Regions from separate parts of the Homo sapiens genome. Here region 1 is linked to region 2. The links are chromatin loops, found by intact Hi-C in ENCODE. Cell type or tissue: IMR-90. All regions are shown on one strand.

Evidence for each region. A loop is a pair of places that touch in the nucleus more often than their neighbours do. Peaks named below come from ENCODE experiments on the same cell type or tissue, not always from the same donor. Only the 100,000 strongest peaks of a DNase experiment are listed, where the experiment ranks them.
Region 1: a loop joins it to region 2, with 7 times the contacts of the local background. A loop is called at or near these places in 2 of 110 quality-filtered maps.

The regions. Positions count from the first base shown.
Region 1 is chr6:53,510,220-53,518,219 of GRCh38, reverse strand. GCLC (glutamate-cysteine ligase catalytic subunit) reads left to right here. Exons shown (of 16, transcript NM_001498.4): 4 at 1,998-2,111; 5 at 3,723-3,781; 6 at 3,883-4,016. Among named protein-coding and RNA genes, the nearest start is that of GCLC, 31 kb to the left of the region's middle. In IMR-90, a CTCF peak has its summit at 4,342 (motif pointing left); no DNase peak of the experiment used is centred here; H3K27ac peaks cover 583 bases.
Region 2 is chr6:53,951,836-53,959,835 of GRCh38, reverse strand. The region is part of intron 1 of LOC101927189 (a long non-coding RNA gene); the gene reads right to left. Among named protein-coding and RNA genes, the nearest start is that of MLIP-IT1, 43 kb to the left of the region's middle. In IMR-90, a CTCF peak has its summit at 3,551 (motif pointing right); a DNase peak (open chromatin) is centred at 3,565.

The sequences.
Region 1 (8,000 bases), 440 kb after region 2:
GTGAAGGGAAAGTTGAGACAGAGGAATAAGCTTTATTCTAAAAACCTGTAATTTAGAAAAAATTATATGTATAATTTTTTATACCCTGTCCATATAGGAAGGTATTTTGGGACTTGAAACAATAATTATTAGTTATTTAGTGGTTAGAAGCCTCCCTATACATCCACAATAAATGATAAAGTTTTGTTGTAGTATAGGATCAAGAGAGAAAGGAGTGCTCTGGTTCTTAAGTGTAAACAGGGTGACTTTATAAAGATGCAAAGATTTATAGTGTGGAACTCTAGTCCAAAACAGTAATCATGTGACTATTTAAAATTAAAATTATATAAAATGAAAATTGTAGTTCCTGATGTGACTGAGGAACTAGCCTCATTTCAAGGGCTCAGTAGCCACGTGGTTAGTGACTACCACATCGGTTTGGATAGTGGAGATATTAAACATTTCCATCACTCCAGAAAGTTCTGTGGGACAGCACTGCTCTAGAATGAAGCAGTGCCGTAGGTGTCCGAAGATGCAAGTTCTGATTCTACCTTCTCCCTTCCACACAAACACATTCTCATTCTCTCTTCATCCAATCTGATTCTGGTGAGCAAGGAATCCCCTCAGATTTAAGTTTATTACTCTCCCAAAGGACTATTCCTAAGGTTCTAGGCTCATAGTAAATAATGCACATAGCTTCAAGAATTCTCAAGAACCCTTGTAGCTGGGAACTGTTTTCTAGATAAGATCACTACCTTCAATTGTTTACAAGGTGGATTTGGGCAGGCAACAGATACTTTATTTTATATTAAGAAAAGGTAGGGGTTAAAAATAAGGCATTGATGGCCAGGTGAGGTGGCACGTGCTTGTAATCCCAGTACTTTAGGAGGCTGAGGCAGAAGGATTACTGGAGCCTAGGAGTTAAAGACCATTCTGGGTAGCATAGTGAGACCTCGTCCCTGGAAAAAAAAAAAAAAAAAAAAAAAAAAAACTTGGTACAGTGACTCATGCCTGTAATCCCAGCTACTCAGGAGCCTGAGGCAGGAGGATGACTTGAGCCCAGGAGTTCAAGGCTGCACTGAGCTATGATTGCACCACTGCACTCCAGCCTGGGAGACAGAGCAAGACCCTTTCTCAGAAAAAAAAAAAAAAAAAAAAAAATTTTTTTTTAAAAGATATGAGCTAGTCTTGATCCTCAAGCCAAAAGTTTCTTCCCACTAATTTAAAACTCCTCCCTTGTTTGGCTTTCGCTTAGTCTTTGTCCTCCCTCACAGCACATGTAATATTGACCTCAAATTCCTAACTTGGAAAAACTGGGGCCATCACTAAAAGTGATGTAGAATTTGAGCTTTACACTTAGGAATAAATATGGAGCTTCATTTTTCTGTGTTGAAATTAGAGCTCCTTAAGTCAAGTAAGAGAATAGGATTGGGTTTCAGACTTCAGAGGGTGATCTCAGGGGTAGATGGGGACACCTGCAGAGACACTCCCTAATCTTGAGGGACTCATGAGGTGACCTATAGAGGCAAAAAACAGGCTCCTTCCAGATTCAGAGCCTACCAGGAAGTGGGAGGCAGTGGTGCCATGCAGCAGGTCCAAAGATAATCTGAGAGTTTAGAGATGGAAAAGGAAGACACCTCATAGGCCATGTAGGGGACACCTGTCACCCATGACAGCTGATGTGACCAAGGGAAATGACTTCTGTGCTATCAGTCCTTCCTATTAGATGAAGAGATGGAGAGGACCCGAGTAAGTGCTGTGTGGTTTGTGAGTGAGTGGAGACTTGGATAAAGTTAGTAGTGGGCTGGAATTAAAAGAAGATCCTTGTGAGCAAGAAGTGTGGGGAGTGGTTGTAAAGGGGCACAGTATTTACACAACATCTGTTTTGTAAACACAAAGCCCTCTGAAAAGGGGATACTAGAAATGAGGTGTCTTTGGCAGGTGCAGTGATGGCAAGACTGCACACAATTAATTCTTGAAAACAAATCCCATCTATTTAGTTCTTCAATTTGTTGTAGATTAGGCTGTCCTGGGTTCACACTGCCCGAGGTCAAACCCAACCCAGTGGAAGGAGGAGCTTCCAAGTCCCTCTTCTTTCCAGATGAAGCAATAAACAAGCACCCTCGCTTCAGGTGAGTATGGCTTTGTGTTGAAATGCAGATGCCCTTCACTAGACCCCTGACTTCTGAGAGTATAGTATTTCTGTCTAGAAATCCTTTTTGAGCATTAACTGAGTTTTGGCTCTCTTCCTAAGTAACCAGAGAAGATAGCAGATGTGCACCTGTTCACATCTTCAGTACCCCCAGGCTTCTTGGTTGTTGATGCGTGCACCAGGCTTGATTTGTCAATTCTCCAAGTCGTCACAAAGTTATTCGCTGAGCCACTGCGAATAACTCTTTTAATAGGGAGATTATTTTCAGTCCTAGGTCTGTAAATGCCTACTGGGATTTTTTTTTTCTCTTAGTTATTTCTCCTTTTTTGTCCTCTCTAACCATCAGTATCTGTGATTTGCCCATCTTACTCTATATAACTTATAAAATAGGTGCAGTACCTGATATATATAATAGGCACTCTCTTCCATTAACTTCAAGTTCTGTTGGTTTGTTGTTCAATTCTGAGGTTTTAAGTTGCTTTAAGGCTCTCACTAGCCTGATCTTAGCTTTGTACAATGCATGCTCATCTGTCATCCTGAGCCTAGGCTCCTGATCCAGAGTGGGAACATGGAGACTTCTCAGCGTTCATTCCTTTAACAGGCCCTCACGTTTGCTATGTGCAGAGCCTTTTGGGGAAGACAGATATTTGTAGACGTAGTTTCTAACTTCATATGTTGTCATGTGTTTAAAGGAAAATAAAAATAATTCAGCTGCTCAAGAAGAGATAGATTATGACAGATGTCAAAAGATGCACCAGAAATCCTTCTTGGAGAAAGTAAGGTGCTTCTGACTGAGGGAATCAAAGCAGGCTTCACGGAAGAGGTGGCATTTAAGCTGAGTCTATAGCAGCACTGCCCATAGAAACATGTAATTGTAAATGTTCTCATAGCCACATTAAAGTAAAAACCAGATGAACATAATTTTATATTTTGTTTAACCCAAAACGTCCAAAAATGTTATCATTTGATCCATGTAATCCTTTACTCACAAGTAATTTTACATTTTTTTTGTACGGAGTCTTCAAAATCTGGTGTATATTTTACTCTCACAGCATGTGCATGTTTTCATTAGGACAAGCCATATTTCAAGTACTCAGTGGCCACTGTGTGCCTGGTAGCTTCTGGACTAAACAAGCATGAGTCTGGAGGATAATTATTAATCCTGCAGAGATGAGGGAGGGAGGAGCAAGGTATTGGGGCTCCAGAGATGCCTGGGCAAAGTGGGTACTAAAGTTTGACCAAAGTCTTTGGAGTTAATTTGGGACATGTTGCAAACAGTGAAAGCAGACCATGGCAGACTTTGAACACCTGAATTGATTTGGTAAGTTACAGGGAGCCTTGGGAGCAGGGGTTGAGCAGGAGACAGAACGGCATTCTCGAGCAGGAGCCAAAGAATTGATACTAATGCAAAATCTTTAATCACAAAGTTCCCTTGTAGTGTCTTGACACCACAGATACATTTTCTGTTGAGTTGTCTTAGATAACTAATTTGAGGTATGATTTCATTCCACTTACTTGTATGTAATCAAATTCTTCTTTTACACGATGACTCTTAGGTGACCAATTTATGACGTTTGGTTGTCTGTTTTAGTACCTTAACAAGAAATATCCGACATAGGAGAGGAGAAAAGGTTGTCATCAATGTACCAAGTAAGTCTACTGAGAGGTGGTGGGGTGGGAGAGAGACATGTTGTATTGTTGTTTAATCCTGGATTCTAAACCATTTTTATTTTTGTATTTTTATAATACAGTATTTAAGGACAAGAATACACCATCTCCATTTATAGAAACATTTACTGAGGATGATGAAGCTTCAAGGGCTTCTAAGCCGGATCATATTTACATGGATGCCATGGGATTTGGAATGGGCAATTGCTGTCTCCAGGTATAGTTTCAAATATACAGAGAGGCAAAGTGTTCCATCCATTTCTGTTTTTTAACTTCTTTATATATGCATGTTTCCTGTTCCAAAAATCACATTTTAATGAGGTTGAAATGGTAGCTGGTATGCCTTTCTGAAAAACATGAAGTTATATTAGTAAATTCATTGGAAGCTGTCTATGACTAATAGTTCTACAGACTCTGTTGTTCACCACAAAGGTATATACGGTATATATACCTTTATAACTGTAATTTCAGTTAACTTAAAATGCAATATATTCTGTCATTGTTTCCCTTCTCTTTTTATATGCCTAGTTTTTACTGCCATCTCGTGACAGGCTAGTGAGGTGGTTTAAATATTGTTCAAAACTCTGAAAATGAGCTCTGATGGAAGTATTCCAATGATTTTGTGATCCAAGGGATTTGTGCAAAGCTGTCTAGCGGTACAAAAAGAATAAATATTTAGCAGCTTGTGTTTGTCTTGCCCCTGAGTAAAGTATACAGGAGCCTGTCTCTGTTTACCCATTTAAAAATTTTCCTGGATCTGTTTAAATGATGGTGCCCCTGGCAGTGAGTGTGTCCAAGCTCACTTAGGACCAGAGTGGAAGAGCATGGAACCCATCAGGTGGCCACACAAAAGCCTGCAGTTGGCTTTTGGCTCTGTCACTACTCAGGTTTTTGGGCAACTCCCTTTACTTCTTTTGGCTCAGATTTTTCATCAGTTGAAAGAAGGGCTGATATTAAGTCCCCTTCTAGGTCTGACTCTAAGCTAATATTTATTTTATTGCCTTAACTAACAGAAGTAAAAGAGAGAGGCTGCTTGTTATTTAATGTCCAAGGAAATTTTATCCAGTTGTGATTACTTCAGCTGATTCAAAACAGCGTCCTTAGAGGCACAGGGCCGTGCAGAGCCTGGACCCATGTAAGACCCCTCTGAGCCGCCAGCCTGACTGCTCTCAGTGCAAAGACCCAGAACCCAGCCTTCCTTCACCTGAAACAGCTGCAGCGTGCACACACACTTCTTGTGCATATATCTCTGGTCTATTTATTTTCAAAACTAAGTATAATCCAAATTGAATGCTGGAATCAGATTTTTCCATTCTGAATGTGTTTAAATAACATGGCCAAGGATAATTTCTTTCTGTTTTCTTGACATTTATAGGTAGTATAAGATATGTGACTTCCAAATAAACATAAACCATCACACTTCACGAAAAAAGAGATCTTTCGACTTTTAACTGCCTGTTTCCTATCTTAATTACAAGTATTTCTAAAGAAAACCATTAAGTTCTAGAGCTTACAGTACATGGTTTTAAAATTGTATAAGTGCTGTTAAGAGTATTGATTGCCTTTTCTTGGTTTAATATTAAACCAGGGTGTTCTGCCGAAGACCGCATAGTTTCTCTGATATGGTTCCAAAGGGATATTCTTTCCACTGAAACACTGTATGTATACTAGTAAATGCTTCCTAATGGTAGATGATAAATATTTTTGTTGCTTGTAGATAGAATTTTTCCATCTAGTGTAAGCTTAGGATTGTTTTCTTTTTCCCAGTGACATGTACAGTTTCACTACTCCACTTAAAAAAAATCGTTAGCTCAGATAAAGTGTGTGGCACATGAAATGAATTTTGCCAATTCACCACCGAAATCCCTGCTTTATATCTCTTCAGTGGAACACTAAACCAACTTCTTTCCCAAGTACACTGATTTGATCTTTACAAATTATATGAATGTATTAAATTATCACATGTGCCCTGAAACTGTGTACATCTATTATGTATCATTAGAGAGATGGAAAAAAAAAAAAGAAACTGCTTAGTAAAGTAGAAAAAATAGTTTTAAAGTAATTTTGTAAGGCTAATGGAAGACTTACTGTATAAAGCAAAAAGGATTTTAACCACATTCAAATTATTGACTGTTTTGGGGCTTTTCAGGAATCACTTAAAAAGCACCAAGTTCACAGCCAGGCACGGTGGCTCATGCCTGTAATCCCAGCACTTTGGGAGGCTGAGATGGGCAGATCACTTGAGGTCAGGAGTTTGAGACAAGCCTGGTCATCATGGCAAAATCTCATCTCTACTAAAAATACAAAAATTAGACCTGGTGGCATGTGCCTGTAATCCCAGCTACTGAGGAGTCTGAGGCATGAGAAACGCTTGAACCTGGGAGGCGGAGGTTGCAGTGAGCCAAGATCGTGCCACTGCATTCCAGCCTGGGGAACAGAGCAAGTCTTTGTCTCAAAAAAAAAAAAAAAAAAAGCACTAAGTTCATGACAGGTTATGGTAGCCCCTCCCACCCCCCCCCCCAAAGTCATGTGACTTCAAATCTGGGTTGTAGATAAAGTTTAGATTAGATGTTTCAGTTTCTAACATATATGTTCCTTAGTTCCTCCCTCCACCCCCAACCCCACCCCCATCAGTTTCCTAGCAACATTGTGTGTCTCCTTCATATGATGCCTCAAAACGACACTAGAAGCCCAAATTAGTCATGTATTCATAGCTTTTTAAGGTATAAGAACTTTTTTTCCTTCCATTAAAGCCATTATCCACAGTGATGTCCTATTTAATTTGATTGCATATCAGCTGTAGACTAAGAAAGCTAATTACTAAATGCATTTAAAATAACTAAGTCACTTCACTGTTGTATACTTCTCTGGGGTTGAATTTCCCAGGATTCACCTACGAATTATGTATTGTATACTAGGCCATCTAAGAGAAGCCAGTTGAAAAACTGGAAAGAAAACCTGCTTCTCATAGTATCTTTTTAAAAACAAAAATGACACATACTCAAATACCTAAGAGCAACACAAAAAAGACCTAAAAAATCTAAGAGATGCATGTTCAAAATAATTCTTTAGTCAAAATACTTGGGAAACATGTAGTTTTTTGTTTTTTGGTTTTTTTAAAATCTCAATGCCTTGTCAGTTTGGCTTTTGGGGTCCCGGTCTTTCAGGTTTCTCACTATACCTTTGACCGCATGTCATCCTCTTTAGCACCCCCCCCCCACTTTTTTTTTTCCAAGATTCTCATTTGTTAAGCACTAACCAGGTATCAGATGCTGTCCTGCGCACTTGGGATAGAGAATGGGAAGAAAGATCCCCGCCCTTCTGGAGCTTCTACTTCAGCAAATAAGTGCATAAAGACTTTGGGTACCAGCTCCCATTTCCTCACTGCTCATGTAATTTCATGCCATATGCAAAGCGATTTCCAAGTTCCCACCTCTTTGCAGAAACTGCCCTTGGTTTGGTTATCAGTGACTTAATTGCCAACCCTTATCAATTTGTGTCTACTTTAACCTTTGAAACTCTTATTCTTTGATGCCTATGACACAGCTTTTCTCTGTGTTGAATTAATTATTAAATTAGTAATGACTAGTTAATACAGTCTCCACATTGACATGAAATGTGGTTATAATTGAGCAGGCAAACTTGAGTCTCCAATAGACATTGCTGTGGAAAACAAAGTTGAGATCTAGCTAAAACCATTGGAACTAACAGGTTGAGATTATAACAGTAAAATATTCACTTAGCTGCTGTTATTTCAAGTCTTAAACACTGAAATTATGTCGTGTACCAACACTAAATTCAAGCTGTCATTAATGAATAACAACATGAAATTCAAACTGTCATTATTGAATAACAACAGAGGAGATTAAAACTGTTCCCAACTTGCAGTTATTACAAATGTGCTAACAAACACAATTTGTGTTCCTTGCCCCTTCTACCGTCTTGGAAAAAAAAGCAGGTTTTTTTTTTTTTGGTTTCTGTTGGGTAACAAAGAATTTATGCTCACCAAGTTATATGATCTTTTCTCTGCCTAACTCTTAAGTGTCCTACCTACCATCCTTGTGCAGGCTTCCTGGGTGATCTCCCCATCTTCAGGACATTCTCTGAGCCTACTCCCCAGGTCTTTCTACAACTCGGGTTTTTCTTCTGGGCACCAGCCCTGAAGACCTAGCCACTTAGAGGGCCTCTTTTTCTGTCTGTT
Region 2 (8,000 bases):
CACACACAAGGTAGCCAGTATTTTAAGCAAAGATGGGTTTTAATGAGAATATAATGCCGAATTTATCTAGATAGTGATAAAAGAGAGTTTAGCTTGCCATGAAATTAGGTGGATATTACCTGCAGGCATGGACAAGCTTCAGTCCCTTATAAAGCTACTTTTTCCGGCCGGGTGCAGTGGCTCACACCTGTAATCCTAGCACTTTGGGAGGCCGAGGTGGGCGGATCATGAGGTCAGGAGATCGAGACCATCCTGGCTAACACGGTGAAACCCCGTCCCTACTTAAAATATGAAAAAAATTAGCTGGGTGTGGTGGCCGGCACCTGTAGTCCCAGCTACTCGGGAGGCTGAGGCAGGAGAATGGCATGAACTTGGCAGGTGGAGCTTGCAGTGAGCCAAAATTGTGCCGCTGCACTCCAGCCTGGGCGACAGAGCAAGACGCCATCTCAAAAATAAATAAATAAATAAATAAATAAATAAATAAATAAATATTTTTTTTTAAAAAAAGCTACTTTTTCCGTAATTAACAAATGCAAGAGCCTACCAGTGCTAGACTGCCCAAGTTGCATAGTAAGTCCATGCTTAGAGAACCAGCAAAGCAAGAACACATATAGAAAATATTTAGAAATGTTATCACGTTTCTAAAATGGGAAAAGTCTAAACTTGGATAGACTTTTTCATGCATATTTTTTCAGGTTTGTATTATTTTATTTTGAATCATATGTGGCAGATGGGGATGGGGAGCACCATATACTTTTAGATGATAATTTAGATGTTAGTTTTCTGTTTCATGAGCAGCTGTGTGTACAGAGTACTATATTAAGTATATTTGCTGACAAAAGTGAGAAGTCACTTGAAAGGAACCTGCAATGAGGTAGGGATCGACCCCAGGCTACTTTTTTCCCCTTCTCGTCTATATTTAATTGTGAAAATGTTCAAACATATTAAAATGTTGAAAGACGTATACAATAGACACCATATACTCATGCTACAGACCAAATGTGCCCTCCGAAATTCCTATGTTGAAATCTGAGTCACTAACGTGATGGTATTAGGAGGTAGGATTTTGGGTTGCTGATTAGGTCATGAAAGTGGGGCCTTCATGAATGGAACCATTGCCTTTAAAAAATAGGCCTCAGAGAGCTCTCTTGTTTTTTAGTCTGATCTTGATCTCATGCCTTGATCTTGGACTTCCCACCCTACAGAACTATGAGCATCTAGCCCCAAGAGTTGTTCACCAGGAGCGAGCATTGAAGCCCCAAGAGTTGTTAGAGAGAGAGGTGACCTGTATAAAGCATCAGGGACTGTCCCTCTGTTTCCATTGAGATTCCCATTAGCTATCTACATTCATTCAGAAAACTTCTCAAGGTGCTTGGAGAGGCTGTTTCCTGGTCACCTTCTCACAGTATTAATGCCTTTTCAAATGAATCAACAGAACTCCATTTCCCACCTTCCCAGCTTTACTCCTTTCCCGTTTCTTATGAGGTACCTTAAACCAGGGTAATACATCCAGAGTGTTTGCAAAATAGTGAGCTTCCTGGAGTTACTTCCAAAAAAAAATGTAATGCCTAGGAAAAAAATGTTTAGAAAGCCCAACAGAACAAGCACTTTGGGAGGCCAAGGCGGGAGGATCATGAGGTCAGGAGATCAAGACCATCCTGGCAAACATGGTGAAACTCTGTCTCTACTAAAATACAAAAAATTAACCAGGCATGGTGGTGCGTGACTGTAGTCCCAGCTACTCAGGAGGCTGAGGCAGGGGAATTGCTTGAACCTGGGAGGCAGAGATTGCAGTGAGCTGAGATCGTGCCACCGCACTCCAGCCTGGTGACAGGGCGAGACTTCATCAAAAAAAAAAAAAGCCCAACAGAACATTTGTGGAGGTAGATTAAGAAGAATGAAGAATTACCATAGGGCAGCCTGTGTTTGGTTTAAGTACTTGGTCAGCAGAGTCAGCTGCCTAGATCTCAGTCCCAACTTGACCACTTACTAGTTCTATGATCCTGGGCAAGTTACTTAATCTCTCTGTGCCTCAGTTTCCTAATTGTAAAATGGGTTTCTTTTCAAGTACAGTGTACACTCACTCCCGGCAATATGACTGCTAGACATGAAGTGAAACCTTACCTTACAGAGCTTACAGAAAAACCTGGAGAAAATTAATTGGCCAAGCACCAGAGCCTGGAGAATGTCTGGGCCCAAGTCAAGAAGGACACATAGGAGACTGGGTAAGAGAACCATGACTTTCAACGCTGAGATTCTCAAGGCTGACATCTACAGTGAGTAAAATAGAGCCTCTCTAACCTCCATCCCTCATAGAGAAAGCAAGTAGTAATATTCACTTGGTTATTTTTGCCTTGTCTCTGGTAAACTGGCAGGAGTGGGGCTATCTTTTCTGCAAAATTAGTAACTACAATATCATAACAAACTGGGTTTGGGTCTGGAATTCACACTACTTTCATGGTTACTGCAAACCCCCAATATGAAAATTTAGCTTAAAGAGATCCCTGACCCAAGTACTTCAAATTCAGAACCTCAAATATCTCTCACAGATAAAGGTTTAAAGAAAAAAAAATTCAGACCTTACAATTAAAAACCAGAAAACACAAAGGAAACAAGTCACTTGAGTGAGAATCAGCAAAGTGATATATCCCAAGAGTAGACTCACAAACACTTCAAATGCTGGAATTATCATAGAAAATCAAAAAAGTGAGAGTTAGATCTGAAGAATTTATCTAGAAGTCATCAGAGAGAAATGAAGTGATGGAAAGATATGAGGAAAAAGTGAGAAGGCACAATAGGCAATTCAGAAGGAGGTAATTGAGAGAATGAGGAGGGCAACAATCAAAAGACAGCACCTGACAACTTCCTAATACTGATGCAAGAGTCCAGTCCTCCCATCAGGAAGCCAAGCAGGCTGAATACAGAGAAATGACACTTAGATATGTTATCATGAAACTGTAAGACACTAGAAGAGGAAAAAGACACCAAAAGCTGTTGGAGAGAAAAGATAAATTATCTACAAAGAATTTACAGTTTGATTAATAGCTAAATTCTCACAGAATAATGAAGCCAGATGCCTGTGATATAATATCTTCAAAGAGCTGAAAGAAAATAATGTCAATCCAGAAATCTAAATCCAGTGTTCAGAGCTGGTGCACAGTAGAACAGCTACAACAGACATTAAAATGTTGAGATCTCTGTCCTTACTGGCTGGTAAAGAGCTGCCAAACTGAGCCCGCCCTCTGACCAGGCACCCACCACATGGCTGCCACCACTGCCCCCTCCCTGGGCTATCCCCTATCTAGCAACTAAATGTCAGTGAGCCGTACAATGGGGAGCCTACAGAACCATTACACTCTCACTAGCCCTCCTTTCTTGGTTCTCACTTGTCCCTCTCGGTCCTTATTTCCTCCTGACTCGAGCAAGCCTACTCAAAGATGGAGAAGATGGCAGCCTTTGGACGGTGCAGGCAAGTGCCCAGAGCCTATGTGGTTCCCCAGGCTGCAGCTGCCCACCGCTAACAAGCTCTCCTTCAGAGCTGCTCTTCTGTAGCCACTGGGGGGAGCTGCAGCCCCTGTGGATTTTGCCTCCAGGAAAGTTGGAAAGGGACAGGAGGACAGCAAGGTAATAGGGACTTCCCAGCTGTCACACAGCCTGGGCTCTGCTGGTACAGCAGGCATTCCCATGGTGAGAATCTTTAATGATGGTAGATCCAGCCTATAAATTAAATCAGTAGTTACAGTCTTCCCACAGAGAACACAGAACCCAGAGGGCTTACAAGTGAGCTCTCCTGAGTATTCAAGGAACACATAATTCCAAGCTTATACTAGTTCTTTCAAAGAAAGAACAACAGGAGACACTCCCCAACTCATTTAATGAGGTTTGTGTAAACATGCTGTCAAATCAGACATGGACATTATACAAAAGTTAAATTCCAGGCCATTTAAGAACGTAGATGCAAAAGCTCTAAATAAACCAAATCAATAAATGTATAAAAGTGATAATGCACATAATCAGGTAGAATTTATTCAAGGTGCAAAATTGGTTCAACATTAGAAAAACCTAAGAATGTAACTCACCACAATAACAGATTCAGAGAAACCGTATGATCATCTTAATAGATTCAGAATAAGCTCTAATAAAACTCAATAACACTTTATGATGTTTTTAAAAAATCTCTTAGCAAACTAGGAATAAAAAGGAATTTGCTTGATCTGATAAAGCATACCAATTTTAAAAAACATGCAAATATTTTGCTTAGTGCAAAACATTAAATGGATTCCCTTTAAAATCAGAAACCAAAGCCTAATTGCTATTTTATATTTATTGTATTGGAGATACTTGCCAGTGCAAGACAAGGAAAAGAAATATAAGGTGTAAGGATCAAAAAGAATGAAATCTCTCATCATTTGCTAATAATATGATTATCTACATGGAAATTTGAAAGAATTTATATATAAAAAGCTAAAAATTAACGAGTTTAGCAAGTCTGCAGGGTGTAGGATCAATGCACAAAAACTTATTTTATAAAGCCATCCACAAATAAAAAGCAATTTAAAAGAAGATACAACTGGGGACTCTGCTTCTAATAAAAGCAAATCAGATGAATTTAATTTGCACTCGCCATCCTCTTAAAAAAACTAGAAAATCTGTACCAAATATATAATGTCTTGTAGCTCAGAGGGCAATAACATAGTAAAGGGTTCTCTGCAAAAATATTTTTAAGATGTGGCAAACCACAGTGGTCACCAGGAATAGGGATTCAGAAAGGCAAAACATAAAAGGATGGGGAAAATCTTAGTGTGCTCTATTAATATCACACAAAGTAGACATTAAAGTAAAAAAAAGACTTTAAGAGGCAATGAGGGTCATTTCATAATGATAAACACGTATTTAATGAGAAAGAGTAAAGTTTAAATAATAATATGGACTCACACTGCTGCCTGATTCCATTTCTATAAAGTGCTAAATCATATTATTTAGAAATTCTTACAGAAGTGACAAAATTGTGGAAGGACAAGAGGGAGAAAAGGAAGTGAGGCAGTTTTCTAAGGTCCGAATAATGATTGTGTTTCAGGTAGAGGAAGTGGGTTGTGAACAGGCAGAGGCACTCAGCAAGCTTCAGGCAATGTTCTGTTTCTTAACCTGAGCAGTGATTATATGCGTGTTTATAATAATTCATTAAGCCATGCAATTTTTATGTATGTCTTTTATAAGAACAAGGTTTAGAAATTGACACTTGTAACAGCTACAAAAATAAAGCTTTTGCAGAAAATTATAACTCTATGGAAAGGTATTAAAAAGACCTAAGTGGAAAAACATGGATAGAAAGATTCAATTCTGTGAAGATATCAATTCCATCCAAATTATCATATAGATTTAATGTAATATACATTGAAACCCAAACATGTATAAATTACAAAATCAACCTGACAAGTTGATTTTGTAATATATATGAAAGAGAGAAGAATGCTTAAGTCAAGGTTCAAACAGAGAAGCAGAGGAAGAAATATATATATATATATATGAATATATATGTGTGTGTGTATGTATACACACATACATACAGAGAGAAATACAGAAACAGAGAGGCAGACAGGGACAAAGAGAAACAGCGAGAGACACAGAAATTTATTGCAAGGAATTGGCATACATGATTGCAGGGGCTGGTTAAACAAGTCCCAAATGCATGCAGAAAGTCGTCATGAGCACAATGAGACTTCACAGGAACAAGCCACAGCTCTCATCCACAGGTGGAATTTCTTCTCTCTCCTGGGGAAACCTCAGTCCTGCATTTAAGGCCTTCTAACAATTCAATCAGGCCTACCCAGATAATCCAGAATAATCTTCCTTACTTGAAGTCAACTGACTTAAGAGCTGTAATTCCATAGGCCGAATTCTTTCACAGCAGTACCTGGATTATGTTTGTATAACTGGCCTGTAGCCTGACCAGGTTGACAGATCAAAAGCGCCATCACAAACAGACAAGGCCTATCTACCAAAATAGGTAGACTTGACTCCCCAGGTATCCAGGCTTATAACACTATATTAATTAGGACCATAGAATCCTGGGTGGACTCCAACTAAAGAGATACAGAGATGTACTCTTCTGGCATGCCATGCTTCCTGTCCCGAATCCTGGTGCCAGGACAGCCTCTTCAGATATGAAATGCTTACCTGATCAAGCATTTTGGGTATTATACACACAAACATGCACACACAGACATTCCACATGGATTAAGAAATTAAAATGTTAAATGTAATTTTTTAAATATTTAGTAGAGCATCTAGGAGAATGGATTTATGACTTCAGAGAAGGGAAGGATTTCTTAATGCAAACCATAAAGGAAAGCATTGGTATATTTGACTACATTAAATTTTTAACAACTTCTGTATATCCTACTCATCAAAGACGTCACCAAGTTAAAAGACAGGCCACAAACCAGGAGACAACATTTGCAATACACTTGACAAAGTACTTCAAATAAGAAATGCCTATTACATAATGAGAACAATAAACTCCATAAAAGCAGGCAAGACAGGAATAGGAATTTCACAAAAGAGGAGAAGAGTACCTATAATTCCTAAAAAGAGACTCAACCTTATGAAGTCAGGAATTGGATTAGTCAGGAAATGCAAATTAAATATCAGGTATAATTTCATATATTTATTGTGAGAGATCAGACATCATTTCACAAATATATTGTGAAATATGCATATATGCATGACCACCAGATTGAAAAAAAGATAAAAGATAGTACTGACAGTAAGAAAGGATATGTAGCGATAGGAATTCTTAAACACTGCTGAAGTGATTATTAATAGGAAAATACATTGAAAAATATTTTGGTGTCCCTTAGTAAATTGGGCATGCATTTATTCTTCCACTCAGTATTCCTATTTCAAGGATTGTAACCAAAGAGAAACTCTTGCAGAAGCACTTCAGAAGCCGTGTTTAAGAATGATCATGGCCGGGCGCGGTGGCTCACGCCTGTAATCCCAGCAGTCTGGGAGACCGACGTGGGCGGATCACCTGAGGTCGGGAGTTTGAGGTCAGCCTGGCTAACATGGTGAAACCCCGTCTCTACTAAATATACAAAATTAGCTGGGCATGGTGGCACATGCCTGTATTCCCAGCTACTCGGTAGGCTGAGGCAGAAGAATCGCTTGAACCCAGGAGGCGGAAGTTGAGGTGAGCCGGGATCACACACCACTGCACTCCAGCCTGGGCAACGGAGTGAGACTCCATCTCAAAAAAAAAAAAAAAAAGAATAATGATCATAGGCTGTCTGTGGTGGTTCACAACTGTAATCCCAGCACTTTGAGAGGCTGAGGTGGGAGGATTGCTTGAAGCCAGGAGTTTGAAACTAGCTTGAGCAACAAAGTGAGACTCCCATCTCTACAAAAAAATAAAAAATAAGAAAAAGAATAATCATAGAAGCAGCATTCATAATAGAAAAAATATCTTGATGTCAATCATGAGTAGAACTAATATATTAGTTTTGATACATTCATGCTACAGAACATTATACAGTGGTGAACAAAAGGCCAACTACCAATATTAACATGATGAATCTCAAAAATATATGTGTAAGCACAAGATACAAAAGAGCACAGACTATACATTATATAAACATCAAAAACAGGCAGAACTAATGTGTCAATTAGTGGAATATGTATGTGAGTTAAAACTAAAAAGAGAAGCAAGAGACGGATAAAAATTCTGGAGACTTGCCCTGTCTGGAGTGTGGGCAGAGAAGGGTACATGATCAGTTAAGGCAGACAGAGGAATTCGGAAACATTGACAATGTTCTGTTTCTTGAGATGGATGGGATGTATGTGGGTGCTTATTAGATTTCTATTATTATTCTTTTAAATAAAAATTAGCTATGTGTGCATTACATTTTTTAATAACTTTTAAGTTCAGGACTACATGTGCAGGATTGTTATATAGGTAAACTTGTGTCATGGGGGTTTGTTGTACAGATTATTTCATCACC